3 separate regions of the Homo sapiens genome follow, and regions 2 and 3 are each linked to region 1. Evidence: chromatin contacts called from ENCODE Hi-C or POLR2A ChIA-PET data. All regions are on one chromosome and are shown on one strand. Each heading gives the region's core, a stretch centred on a gene start or an enhancer-like site at or near the end of the contact. The rest is flanking DNA. Distances are from core to core; before and after follow the strand shown. Region 1 overlaps KCNQ5 (potassium voltage-gated channel subfamily Q member 5). Region 2 holds the start of EEF1A1 (eukaryotic translation elongation factor 1 alpha 1). Region 3 holds the start of KHDC1 (KH domain containing 1).

Region 1 (4,193 bases), core at 789-3,288:
TATTTCATAAGTCATAGGGTTTATAAATCGGTTTTTAAATGATACTTATGAAAAATAGAACTATACATTCCAACTTGAGATCTCTTTATTATTGAGGCTATGGAGAGGAATCACATAATTAACACAAGTCTAATGCAAACAAAGATAAGTGAAGGGAATATTCTTTTCAAATATATTATGCCAAATACTCTGAAACTATAACTCCTTTTGAATTTACTGATTTTTGAGTTCAAGTTTCCAAAAACCTATGCTAAGAAGAAAAGCCAGTTTGCTCTCTATTACTAGTTTAAGCTAATAAACACAGTGGTTAAGAGGCTAATAATTCTGAATATTTTGAATTGTTTTCTGATATATAACAATTCTTTAGGAAATATTAAGGAAAACATAAGACATAAAGGATAAATATAATTTTCATTATTTTTATAATTCTTAAAGGACATCTATATATAATTTATATATGGTATTCTAAATGAAATTATACTTTAGCATCTTTCCTATGAAGAATGGAAAAAAAACTGCAAAAGAACACATACAGTTTCACTATTGTTGTGGCTTAAGAAATAAAAAGTATTGTACTATTAGGCTTTTTTTTTTTTTTCTTGGTAACAGATTTCAGGAGGCATGGGCTGCCCCATTAGAGTTCTGTATGCAGTTGGGGGAACAGATGTTGACAGCAGCAGCAGCCTTTATGTTGACACTTCACAGGCTTTGCCTCTTCTACTGTAAATCTTTTGTAGATTTACAAATAACTGGGAACACCAATGTTTTACATTAAGTAAACTTGATTCAATAGTAGGTGTCAAGAAATTTTACCAATCTTCTGTCCACAACCCTAAATAGGAAACAAACTTTCCTTTCATGAAACACACAATTCAGTGAGGGAGATGAGGCAAAGAGAAGAGTGGGAACCAAAGAACAGAGATTCAGAAGCAGGTAAAAAAAATTTAGGAAGAGTAACTTGAAAATATGATGATGATGAAATTATATTAATAAACATAGGACAGCAACTATGTTTGATTGTAACAAATTAATTCTGTGGAAACAGCATGTTTTCTTTTTCTTTTCTTTTTTGTTTTTTTGGAGACGGGATCACGGCTCACTGCAACCTCTGGCTTCTGGGTTCAGGCGATTCTCTTGCCTCAGCCTCCTGAGTAGCTAGGACTAGAGCATCCGCCATCATACCCAGCTAATTTTTATATTTTTAGTAGAGACGGGGTTTCACCATGTTAGCCAGGCTGGTCTCCAACTCCTGGTCTCAAGTGATCCACCCACCTCAGCTCCCAAAGTGCTGGAATTATAGACGTAAGCAACCGCGCCTGGCCATTTTCATGCTTTTGTAAGCCACTCTAGCTAAATCTGGAAATTCAAGTTACAAATTCAATCTTGTACTCTTTAAGTAACTCTTAAATAACTAAATAACTCTCGAAACAGAAGAAAAATCAGTTACCCAATCAGATTACTGTCAACTTACTATGGGTTTTTGTTTTGTTTTTCACTTTCCTGTTGCACTGAGGTTGAAAAAAAAAAAAACGCTTGTTTTCAACTAGAAAAACTAAATATAGCTAAGTTATTTTAAAACTGCATGCAATGTCACTGAATTGTAATGCATTTCAGGTATGTAAATTTTACCACAGTATCAATAATTTTAAAACTTTTACCATTTGCCTAATACTTTGTGGGTATAAGTATATATAATCTTCCAATTTTTAGTTAAACACAAATTCTCAGCTACTACAAAGTCTGCCACCTCTGAAACTTTCTAAAGGGACTGAAATGTTCCATTGTGGGTCTCTCACAAATGTGTTTTACTCTGTTAGCGAGGCTGCCGTTTGGGATTCCCCATCTGCCAGATGCTCCTTAATTTTTCTGGGTTGATGCTGTCTCATCTAGTCCCCCTTGGACAAATGACCACTTTGGATGAGTTAGGGATGTTGCTTGAGATCGAAGAATGCTTCTTTTTGGTGGAGATTTTCTGTTTTGTTTTTTCTGTGTGAAGGCTAGCTATGTCCCAGGGGAATTAGACTCATGACTTAAAGTCCCTTAGTCACTGCCCCCTTGTCTCTGCTCTTACTCATTCTGTTCCGCCATTGACGCTTGAAAGCACCACAGGTTTGTAGAGCTATGGGAGTAGCTGCATGGTTTTTGTTTTCTAACCAGGACTCCAAAGGGTTATATCTGGTAAGTTCATTTACTTTAAACCTCAAAATTAACTGCAAATAGGCCATCAGTAAATTCCCAACTGCAAGAACTTTGAATGAGTAATGAACATTTAATGACTTAAGGTTACATTTTTAATAGTCAAAACTCTTTAATTATTTTTATAGCTATAATGTTTTTCTCACTCTAAAGAATTGTTTTTACTTTAACATGTGCTCTGTTTTGACATGAAATATTTCTTGAGGTAATAAGCTTTTACCAAGCTTATATTTTTGGGCAATTCAGTTACAATGAGAAAAAAACACACCAAAAGACCAAAAATTTTAAAAACTCACTTTTCTTGCAATCATAGACATTTTGCATTATTATAGAACATTCAAACAAGTTAGGTGGATAATTATTGTCTATAGATAAATACGATGCAATTTTAATAAGAATTTGAAGAATGACATTAAATGCTGTCTGAAACCTTTTGTATTTTTTTAATGTATGACCATACTCCGTATATACTTAGATAACTTATCCAGAAACCTCAACTGTATTGAACATTGCTGAGAGAAATCAACAATAATTTTAACAGATATGATGACAGTAAAAATTGATTGCATATCTTTTTGCACTAAAACTTTTATATTTATTTACAAGCGGGAACTCCATTCTGCCACAGAGACCCTGTAAATTCTCCTTTTAGGTATACTGTAATTTGGACCAGTTTCTTCATCTGGTTTCCCAAAGCATAAACAAGAAGAAGCTGCAAATGAAGAAGGATAAAGATAAAGAAATGCTGGAAGTAAACTTGGATCTTAGTCTAGACTTAGACAATGGGAAAGAAAGAAACTCTCTTAAAAGAGTGAACCTTAAGAACCTAGTAACCTGGGAAATCTTGAAGAGCCCCTGAAGTTGCTGTGTTGTACAAAAGAAGATGTTCTGAATGCTATTTCTGAAACTTCAAATAAAGTGTAAACTCTGCTCAGTATAAAGTGTAAACTCTGCTCAGTATAGTTAGATTAAGAAAGCAATGTAACATGCATTTAGAACACTTTAAAAAGTGATCAGTATTGGGAGGCCGAGGCAGGTGGATCACAAGGTCAAGAAATTGAGACCACCCTGGCCAATATGGTGAAACCCCGTCTCTACTAAAAATACAAAAATTAGCTGGGCATGGTGATGCGCACCTGTAGTCCCAGCTACTTGGGAGGCTGAGGCAGAAGAATCGCTTGAACCTGGGAGGCGGAGGTTGCAATGAGCCGACATCACGCCACTGCACTCCAGCCTGGGCGACAGAGAGAGACTCACTCCATGTCAAAAAAAAAAAAAAAAAGGGATCAATAAAAAGACTAGCATTTTGCAAACTGGAGCTCTTATGGGTTCTTTTCACTTCTTAGGAAAAATATTTCATTTCTTTTTCCTAGAAAAAGCCAAATAAATGAAACATCATTCTACAGTTTGAGACACAATGCTTATAATATAAACAGAAGTAAAATGTGACTCAGGACTTTCCTAAACTTACTTTACATCCATCATTTGCCTAGCACTTCAAGTATGCTTTCACTTTTTATCTCCTTAAATCCCCATAATGTTCTTCCCAGTCCAAATCAGATGGCTTTTTTCTGAACTTCTTGGAGCACTGTAAATATGGTCACATGTATTGTCATTGTCGACTTACTGTCTGTTTCCACTAGCCATGTGCTCCTTGAAGGCAGGGCCTACGGTTCTCTTTGTCTCTCTTGTCCTCAGGATAGTGTTTGGAGCATGGTAGACACTCAATATTTGCTGAACAGATTAAATAGAAGTATAGGTCATGATCTCTCTGCTAAGGAGTTCACAGCTTTTCTGGGGAAGGTAGATAAGACATATACAATAGACATAACATCCTAAGAAAGATGATTTTCCACTCAAATATATGGTCCAGACAATCAATGTCAGTGGAAACAGAGCAGAGAGCAATCAATATTGGCTTAAGTATTCAGTAACGCTTCATATACAGCCTTGGAGGATCTTGGTATTGATGCTACTTCTGGCTGCTCAAGGTAACT
Region 2 (4,193 bases), core at 483-2,982, 830 kb before region 1:
GGGGCGCGCTTGTAGTCCCAGCTACTTGGGAGGCTGAGGCAGGAGGAATCGCTTGAACTCGGGAGGCAGAGCTTGCAGTGAGCCGAGATCGCGCCACTGCACTCCAGCCTGGGCAACAGAGTAGAACTCCGTCTCAAAAAAAAAAAAAAAAAAGAAAGAAAGAAAAAAAAGTGGACTGTGAAAACTGAAAGGACTAGAAAAACTACACTACAAAGATACAGAAACCAAGAAAGCACCATAGCGTTTGCCTTCAACTGCTTCCCAACTTGTTTTCCTCTTCCAATTTGATTGTGGTTTCCTCTCCAGAAGGAACTCCACAGTACTTAGCGTTGGCCACATAGTAGGTTCTCAAATACTTGTTAATAAATAAGTTTGTTCGAGAAGCTGGGCAATGATATTCTACAGCTGGAAGAAGAAACATAATGATCTAGTAATTAGCTCATTAAAAATAAACGTTCTTCTTTCCTCAGAGGAGCATTTCCCAAGGCCTGCCTTGATAGCCATCCAAAAAGGCCAAGCTCATCCAATCTTGCCCTAGATTTATGCTAAAATGCAGTTACAATCGATAGGATGACAGAAAACGACAGCACTTATTTAAATATAATAGGCACTTATTTAAATAGGAGAAGCTGTGACTTCATAGCAAGTGTTGGGGTTAGGAAACTGGGTGGATAAACTTGCTGATGCTGTAGATCTTAGCCTCTACATGAGATCATGTGGAAAATCTGAAAGCATTTTAGGTTCCTTATGTTTGCAATCAAATAACTGTACACCTTTTAATTTAAAAAGTACCATGAGGCACACACACACACTCGCAGGAACTTTTTGGCGTAACAAAACTAGAATTAGATCTAAAGCTAACTGTAGGACTGAGTCTATTCTAAACTGAAAGCCTGGACATCTGGAGTACCAGGGGGAGATGACGTGTTACGGGCTTCCATAAAAGCAGCTGGCTTTGAATGGAAGGAGCCAAGAGGCCAGCACAGGAGCGGATTCGTCGCTTTCACGGCCATCGAGCCGAACCTCTCGCAAGTCCGTGAGCCGTTAAGGAGGCCCCCAGTCCCGACCCTTCGCCCCAAGCCCCTCGGGGTCCCCGGGCCTGGTACTCCTTGCCACACGGGAGGGGCGCGGAAGCCGGGGCGGAGGAGGAGCCAACCCCGGGCTGGGCTGAGACCCGCAGAGGAAGACGCTCTAGGGATTTGTCCCGGACTAGCGAGATGGCAAGGCTGAGGACGGGAGGCTGATTGAGAGGCGAAGGTACACCCTAATCTCAATACAACCTTTGGAGCTAAGCCAGCAATGGTAGAGGGAAGATTCTGCACGTCCCTTCCAGGCGGCCTCCCCGTCACCACCCCCCCCAACCCGCCCCGACCGGAGCTGAGAGTAATTCATACAAAAGGACTCGCCCCTGCCTTGGGGAATCCCAGGGACCGTCGTTAAACTCCCACTAACGTAGAACCCAGAGATCGCTGCGTTCCCGCCCCCTCACCCGCCCGCTCTCGTCATCACTGAGGTGGAGAAGAGCATGCGTGAGGCTCCGGTGCCCGTCAGTGGGCAGAGCGCACATCGCCCACAGTCCCCGAGAAGTTGGGGGGAGGGGTCGGCAATTGAACCGGTGCCTAGAGAAGGTGGCGCGGGGTAAACTGGGAAAGTGATGTCGTGTACTGGCTCCGCCTTTTTCCCGAGGGTGGGGGAGAACCGTATATAAGTGCAGTAGTCGCCGTGAACGTTCTTTTTCGCAACGGGTTTGCCGCCAGAACACAGGTAAGTGCCGTGTGTGGTTCCCGCGGGCCTGGCCTCTTTACGGGTTATGGCCCTTGCGTGCCTTGAATTACTTCCACGCCCCTGGCTGCAGTACGTGATTCTTGATCCCGAGCTTCGGGTTGGAAGTGGGTGGGAGAGTTCGAGGCCTTGCGCTTAAGGAGCCCCTTCGCCTCGTGCTTGAGTTGAGGCCTGGCTTGGGCGCTGGGGCCGCCGCGTGCGAATCTGGTGGCACCTTCGCGCCTGTCTCGCTGCTTTCGATAAGTCTCTAGCCATTTAAAATTTTTGATGACCTGCTGCGACGCTTTTTTTCTGGCAAGATAGTCTTGTAAATGCGGGCCAAGATCTGCACACTGGTATTTCGGTTTTTGGGGCCGCGGGCGGCGACGGGGCCCGTGCGTCCCAGCGCACATGTTCGGCGAGGCGGGGCCTGCGAGCGCGGCCACCGAGAATCGGACGGGGGTAGTCTCAAGCTGGCCGGCCTGCTCTGGTGCCTGGCCTCGCGCCGCCGTGTATCGCCCCGCCCTGGGCGGCAAGGCTGGCCCGGTCGGCACCAGTTGCGTGAGCGGAAAGATGGCCGCTTCCCGGCCCTGCTGCAGGGAGCTCAAAATGGAGGACGCGGCGCTCGGGAGAGCGGGCGGGTGAGTCACCCACACAAAGGAAAAGGGCCTTTCCGTCCTCAGCCGTCGCTTCATGTGACTCCACGGAGTACCGGGCGCCGTCCAGGCACCTCGATTAGTTCTCGAGCTTTTGGAGTACGTCGTCTTTAGGTTGGGGGGAGGGGTTTTATGCGATGGAGTTTCCCCACACTGAGTGGGTGGAGACTGAAGTTAGGCCAGCTTGGCACTTGATGTAATTCTCCTTGGAATTTGCCCTTTTTGAGTTTGGATCTTGGTTCATTCTCAAGCCTCAGACAGTGGTTCAAAGTTTTTTTCTTCCATTTCAGGTGTCGTGAAAACTACCCCTAAAAGCCAAAATGGGAAAGGAAAAGACTCATATCAACATTGTCGTCATTGGACACGTAGATTCGGGCAAGTCCACCACTACTGGCCATCTGATCTATAAATGCGGTGGCATCGACAAAAGAACCATTGAAAAATTTGAGAAGGAGGCTGCTGAGGTATGTTTAATACCAGAAAGGGAAAGATCAACTAAAATGAGTTTTACCAGCAGAATCATTAGGTGATTTCCCCAGAACTAGTGAGTGGTTTAGATCTGAATGCTAATAGTTAAGACCTTACTTATGAAATAATTTTGCTTTTGGTGACTTCTGTAATCGTATTGCTAGTGAGTAGATTTGGATGTTAATAGTTAAGATCCGACTTATAAAAGTTTGATTTTTGGTTGCTTCTGTAACCCAAAGTGACTAAAATCACTTTGGACTTGGAGTTGTAAAGTGGAAACTGCCAATTAAGGGCTGGGGACAAGGAAATTGAAGCTGGAGTTTGTGTTTTAGTAACCAAGTAACGACTCTTAATCCTTACAGATGGGAAAGGGCTCCTTCAAGTATGCCTGGGTCTTGGATAAACTGAAAGCTGAGCGTGAACGTGGTATCACCATTGATATCTCCTTGTGGAAATTTGAGACCAGCAAGTACTATGTGACTATCATTGATGCCCCAGGACACAGAGACTTTATCAAAAACATGATTACAGGGACATCTCAGGTTGGTGGGATTAATAATTCTAGGTTTCTTTATCCCAAAAGGCTTGCTTTGTACACTGGTTTTGTCATTTGGAGAGTTGACAGGGATATGTCTTTGCTTTCTTTAAAGGCTGACTGTGCTGTCCTGATTGTTGCTGCTGGTGTTGGTGAATTTGAAGCTGGTATCTCCAAGAATGGGCAGACCCGAGAGCATGCCCTTCTGGCTTACACACTGGGTGTGAAACAACTAATTGTCGGTGTTAACAAAATGGATTCCACTGAGCCACCCTACAGCCAGAAGAGATATGAGGAAATTGTTAAGGAAGTCAGCACTTACATTAAGAAAATTGGCTACAACCCCGACACAGTAGCATTTGTGCCAATTTCTGGTTGGAATGGTGACAACATGCTGGAGCCAAGTGCTAACGTAAGTGGCTTTCAAGACCATTGTTAAAAAGCTCTGGGAATGGCGATTTCATGCTTACACAAATTGGCATGCTTGTGTTTCAGATGCCTTGGTTCAAGGGATGGAAAGTCACCCGTAAGGATGGCAATGCCAGTGGAACCACGCTGCTTGAGGCTCTGGACTGCATCCTACCACCAACTCGTCCAACTGACAAGCCCTTGCGCCTGCCTCTCCAGGATGTCTACAAAATTGGTGGTAAGTTGGCTGTAAACAAAGTTGAATTTGAGTTGATAGAGTACTGTCTGCCTTCATAGGTATTTAGTATGCTGTAAATATTTTTAGGTATTGGTACTGTTCCTGTTGGCCGAGTGGAGACTGGTGT
Region 3 (4,193 bases), core at 1,042-3,541, 570 kb before region 1:
CACAGTCTTGGCTCACTGCAACTTCCACCTCCCAGGTTCTAGCAATTCTCCTGCCTCAGCCTCCCGAGTAGCTGGGATTACAGGCACCCACCATCATGCCCGACTAATTTCTGTATTTTTGTAGAGATGGGGTTTCACCATGTTGGCCAGGCTGATCTTAAACTCCCGACCTCAGGCAGTGACCTCTTTTCTGTACACCGAATTCCTTCTTCAGTACAGACAGAGTTACTACTTCATTCTTCTCTCAACATTATAATTGTTTTGCGGTTTCTGGGGAGAATTTATCTTACTTATTTCCTTATCTCAAAGGCCTATGCAGAACAGCTAAATAGGTAACTGATGAGAAATATACTACTAGACAAACTCTAACACTCACTCAACCTAAAGGTCTTAGAAATTTGTTCTGTGACATTTTATTGAAACTACACCCTGCATCCAACCAAAAGTAAGGGCTGAATGACTCCTTTTATCCTAGAGTGCACTAGTCTCTGGGGTATACATGCACTCCTCAATCAGTTCTCAGATGATTCTGCCTCTAAGAGCAGCAGAAACTACAGGTAATCATCTCCGGGCTTACTTGAAGTTGTGTGCTCATTCCAAAATCTGCCTTGCTCACTCAAGAGTCCAGGTATCACTGGCCTTCGAGGTCATTAGGCAGCATCCAGTCTTTGAAGCAAACCATTCCAGGTTTTTGACTCTGCTTTCCTGTCAATGTCAGCTAGAGGAACTCTTCTCCCTGCCTTGGCCCTGGCTGGTCCTGGTTCCACTCTGGCTCATTTGCTTCCACACCTGGCCTATGATACCACATGACTAATTCCTTCCTGTGTGCCTCTGGCCCAGGCTTGCCAAAGGAATGCACTCAGAGCAGCTCTACCTATTCCTGTCCATCAGTTGCTGGTTGCGCACTGGCACTGCACATACCTGCTCCACAGAATCTTAAACCTTCAGGACTCTACCTGCTCACAGGTCCTGGGTTCCTACAGGCGTTCTTCATCAAGGGTGGGGCCACAGCTTTGCCCCAAGAGGGCAACCTGCCTCCTTGTTCCTGTACTGGCTTGAGACTCCTAGGCTGTGTCTGAACTAGCTGATAGGCCAGAAGCTTTAGGATGAAAAGAATACTGGAGGAGTCCTCAAAGTTAGAACTTTTATTGGTGTCTGTGTCCCCTCACTCATCTTAGCTATCTTGACCCTTCCCTACTTACCTTAATGATTTCGTGATTTCAATGAAAAAGACGCAACCTAGATAAGATTGCAAGGTCCCATACCTTCCTGGGGGCAGAGTTGACCTCAGACAGGGTCTTGCTTTGTTGCCCAGGCTGGAATGCAGTGGCGTGATCTCAGCTCACAGCAGCCTCAAACTCTCGGGCTCAAGCAATCCTCCCACCTCAGCTTCCCATATAGCTTGGGCTACAGGCGTGCACCACCATGCCCAGCTGATTTTTAAATTTTTTGTAGAGACAAGTTCTCCCTCTGTTGCCCCAGCTGGTTTCGAACTCCTGGGCTCAAGCGATCCTTGCTCTTTGGCCTCCCAAAGTGTTGGGATTACAGGTGTGAGCCACTGTGCCCAGCCCGACCTTTTGTTAATACTCCCATCTAATTGTCCAAACGGACTTGAACAAAAGAATCTTCTTCCCAATACTGCCAGGGAGGGCAAAATTCTTCAAATTCATGTTTGAGGCCATAAACGAACAGGAGTAAAATGGAATCCGCAGGAAGCAATGACAAGAAACCCAAAAACATTCATTTCCCTCCAGCCCAAGTGGCAGATGGGATCTCAAATACACCACGGTGTGATGCGTGACAGGAGGCATCCACTGGGGATGTGGAGCATTTTAAGTGCCCTGCAGAGGGTGGGCCTGGGTCACCCCCCCCCCCACCGCGACACCCCTCCCCAGGCAACATTCCTGGGGAGTCTGGACCTCCCTTGGTGGACCGACACCCGAGGGTCTCTAGGGTTTTTCACCCCATATCGGGGTGAACTGAAGGCATGGGAAGAGGCAGCCCCACAGCCTGGGTCCCCAAAACCCCCTCCGGGCTGAGAGCAAGAGATGCCGCCTGGAGGCCACTCACCAAGCAGCTCCGCTGGCTCAGCAATGGGGGTCGTCCGGGTCTGGGTCATTGCCACTGGCTCGTCCCTCCTCCCACCCTTGCTTCCTGGACTCAAGAGCTGCTGGGCTCTCTGCGCGCCGGCAGTGGGCTCCGCAGGCTGTCTCCTACACAGAGCAGGCGGGAGGAGGGCTCTGGGTTGCTTCCCGCGCCGCAGCCGCGCGCTTCCGGCGGGGTCGCCGCCACTTCCGCTCGAGCGCGCCTCGCGCGGCCGCGGCGCGAGCCGGGACCCCTGGAAGGGTCGGGTGCGCGGCCCAGGAGGTACCGCTGTCTCCTCACAATCGGCCAGGCCTGCAGCCGCTGCCGCCGCTGCCGCCGCCGCCGCCGCCGCCGCCGCCGCCCTACTCAGGGAGTGGCCCAGGCCTGCGGCGCGCCACCCTCACCTCCTTCATTCCTACCGTCAAAGCCCAGCCTTGGCTACCTGACCCCCCTGTGGTCTCGAACTCGGTTAGTCCGGTGAAGGGACAGAGAAGCCTGGGTTCCCGGCGGCATCACTGAGATGCTCAGTCCTGAATTCTGCCCTCCATTAGGATTATCTGCTTTGTGGGATAATTTCCTCATTGGTTGAGTCAGTGAGTTGCGTGTCTGCAAGAGAGCATCCTATCTGGTGGGTCTTCATCTAGATCTTGCACATTTCTTACTAAGTTCATCCTAAGAATATCTTACAGATAAGGAAAGTGAGCTGCAAAGAAGTGTAAAAACAGGGGAAACAGGAGATAGCAGTATAAAGAGAAAAATTAAAACAGATCGTGTGACTTTCCTCTATTGTTAATTGATTTGGGGACATTTTAAACTTATAGAAAGAAAAGAAACACGGGTTTTGTTGACACATCTCAAAACAAAATGGGTGTAACACCTTTAAAATGTAAACTATTGTGCTGGATATGTTTGTATTATTTTGAAGTCATTTAAAGTAATCGCATGAGGTGTTGCCTGCTGTTGGACCAGTAGTTTCTTTTTAGTATTCAAGCAAAGGCATAGTGAGGAAATAGTAAGAAAAAAAGAAGGAATGCTGTAACAGGAAACAAGGGAAAGGAGGAGCAGAGGAAAAGGGCAGGAAAGGTTTAACATTTACGTAGCACTTGCTATGCACCAGACACTTTTAAGCTCTTTAAATGTATTAACTCCTCTAGTTCTCACCACAGCCCTATGAAATGGGTATACTATTATCACCTCTGGTTTACAAAGAAGGCAAGTGAGGTCAAGAGAGGTTAAGCAACTGGCCCAAGGTTACACCGTAAGTGGCAAAACCTTTGCTTGAGCACATCAATTTGGCCCTAGAGTCTATGCTTTTTTTTTTTTGAGAAGGGCCTCTTTCCTGCTGCCTAGGCTGGAGGGCTGTGGCACCATCATGGCTCACTGCAGCTCCAACCTGCCGGGCTCAATGAATTCTCTCACCTCAGCCTCCTGAGTAGCTGAGACCGCAGGCACATACCACCTTGCCCAGCTAGGCTTTTTTTTTTTTTTTTGAGATGGAGTCTTGCTCTGTCACCCAGGCTGGAGTGCAGTGGTGCGATCTTGGCTCACTGCAACCTCTATCTCCCGGGTTCAAGTGATTCTCCTGCCTCAGCCTCCCGAGTAGCTGGGATTACAGGTGCCTGCCACCATGCCCAGCTAATTTTTGTATTTTTAGCAGAGACGGGGTTTCACCACCTTGGCCAGGCTGGTTTCAAACTCCTGACCTCATGATCCACCCGCCTTGGCCTCCCAAAGTGCTGGGATTACAGGCGTGAGCCACCACTCCCAGCCTATTTTTTTTTTTGGTATTTTTTTTATAGTGACAGGGTTTCACCATATTGCCCAGGCGGGTCTCAAATTCCTGGGCTCAAGGGGTCCGCCCGCCTCGACCTCCCAAAGTGTTGGGATTACAGGTGTGAGCCACTGTGCCTGGTCCTAGAGTCTATGCTTATTTTTTTAAAAAAAATTTTATTTATTTATTTATTTTTTGAGACAGAGTCTAGCTCTGTCACCAGGCAGTGGCGTGATCTTAGCTCACTGCAATCCCCGCCTTCTGGGTTCAAGCCATTCTCGTGCCTCAGCCTCTCAAGTAGCTGGGATTACAGGCATGCGCCACCATGCCCAGCTAA

Evidence for each region. Hi-C counts contacts between places; a loop is a spot of excess contacts on that map. ChIA-PET counts read pairs that join two places held with the same protein, here RNA polymerase II (POLR2A). Pooled maps may share reads with other maps.
Region 2: a loop to region 1 is called in a pooled map, with 7 times the contacts of the local background. The contact joins the promoter of EEF1A1 here to the enhancer-like site in region 1. A Hi-C loop is called at or near these places in 2 of 37 single-sample maps with no recorded cell type and 5 of 50 pooled maps.
Region 3: a pooled map shows a loop between it and region 1 (3-fold over the local background). The contact joins the promoter of KHDC1 here to the enhancer-like site in region 1. A Hi-C loop is called at or near these places in 2 of 50 pooled maps. POLR2A ChIA-PET finds 5 or more read pairs at or near these places in 2 of 52 experiments (OCI-LY7 and T-cell).

What each region holds. Positions count from the first base shown.
Region 1 is chr6:72,687,121-72,691,313 of GRCh38, reverse strand. All of the region lies in intron 1 of KCNQ5 (potassium voltage-gated channel subfamily Q member 5), which reads right to left. Among named protein-coding and RNA genes, the nearest start is that of KCNQ5-IT1, 59 kb to the right of the region's middle. RefSeq lists an enhancer at 1,812-1,931. Within about 2 kb of position 2,038, at least 2 of the 41 ENCODE cell types and tissues checked have a DNase peak (open chromatin) inside an H3K27ac peak, as active enhancers do.
Region 2 is chr6:73,518,571-73,522,763 of GRCh38, reverse strand. It overlaps EEF1A1 (eukaryotic translation elongation factor 1 alpha 1), which reads left to right and starts at 1,732. Exons shown (of 8, transcript NM_001402.6): 1 at 1,732-1,764; 2 at 2,708-2,881; 3 at 3,248-3,427; 4 at 3,536-3,832; 5 at 3,916-4,066; 6 at 4,154-4,193. The coding sequence starts at 2,738. RefSeq lists a silencer at 975-1,204 and enhancers at 927-1,749, 1,785-1,864, 1,915-2,024, 1,750-2,571, 2,315-2,614 and 1 more.
Region 3 is chr6:73,261,294-73,265,486 of GRCh38, reverse strand. It overlaps KHDC1 (KH domain containing 1), which reads left to right and starts at 2,291. Exons shown (of 4, transcript NM_030568.5): 1 at 2,291-2,713. All of the region lies in intron 2 of LOC122539213 (KHDC1-KHDC1L), which reads left to right. It also overlaps the pseudogene KHDC1-AS1. RefSeq lists a silencer at 2,178-2,447.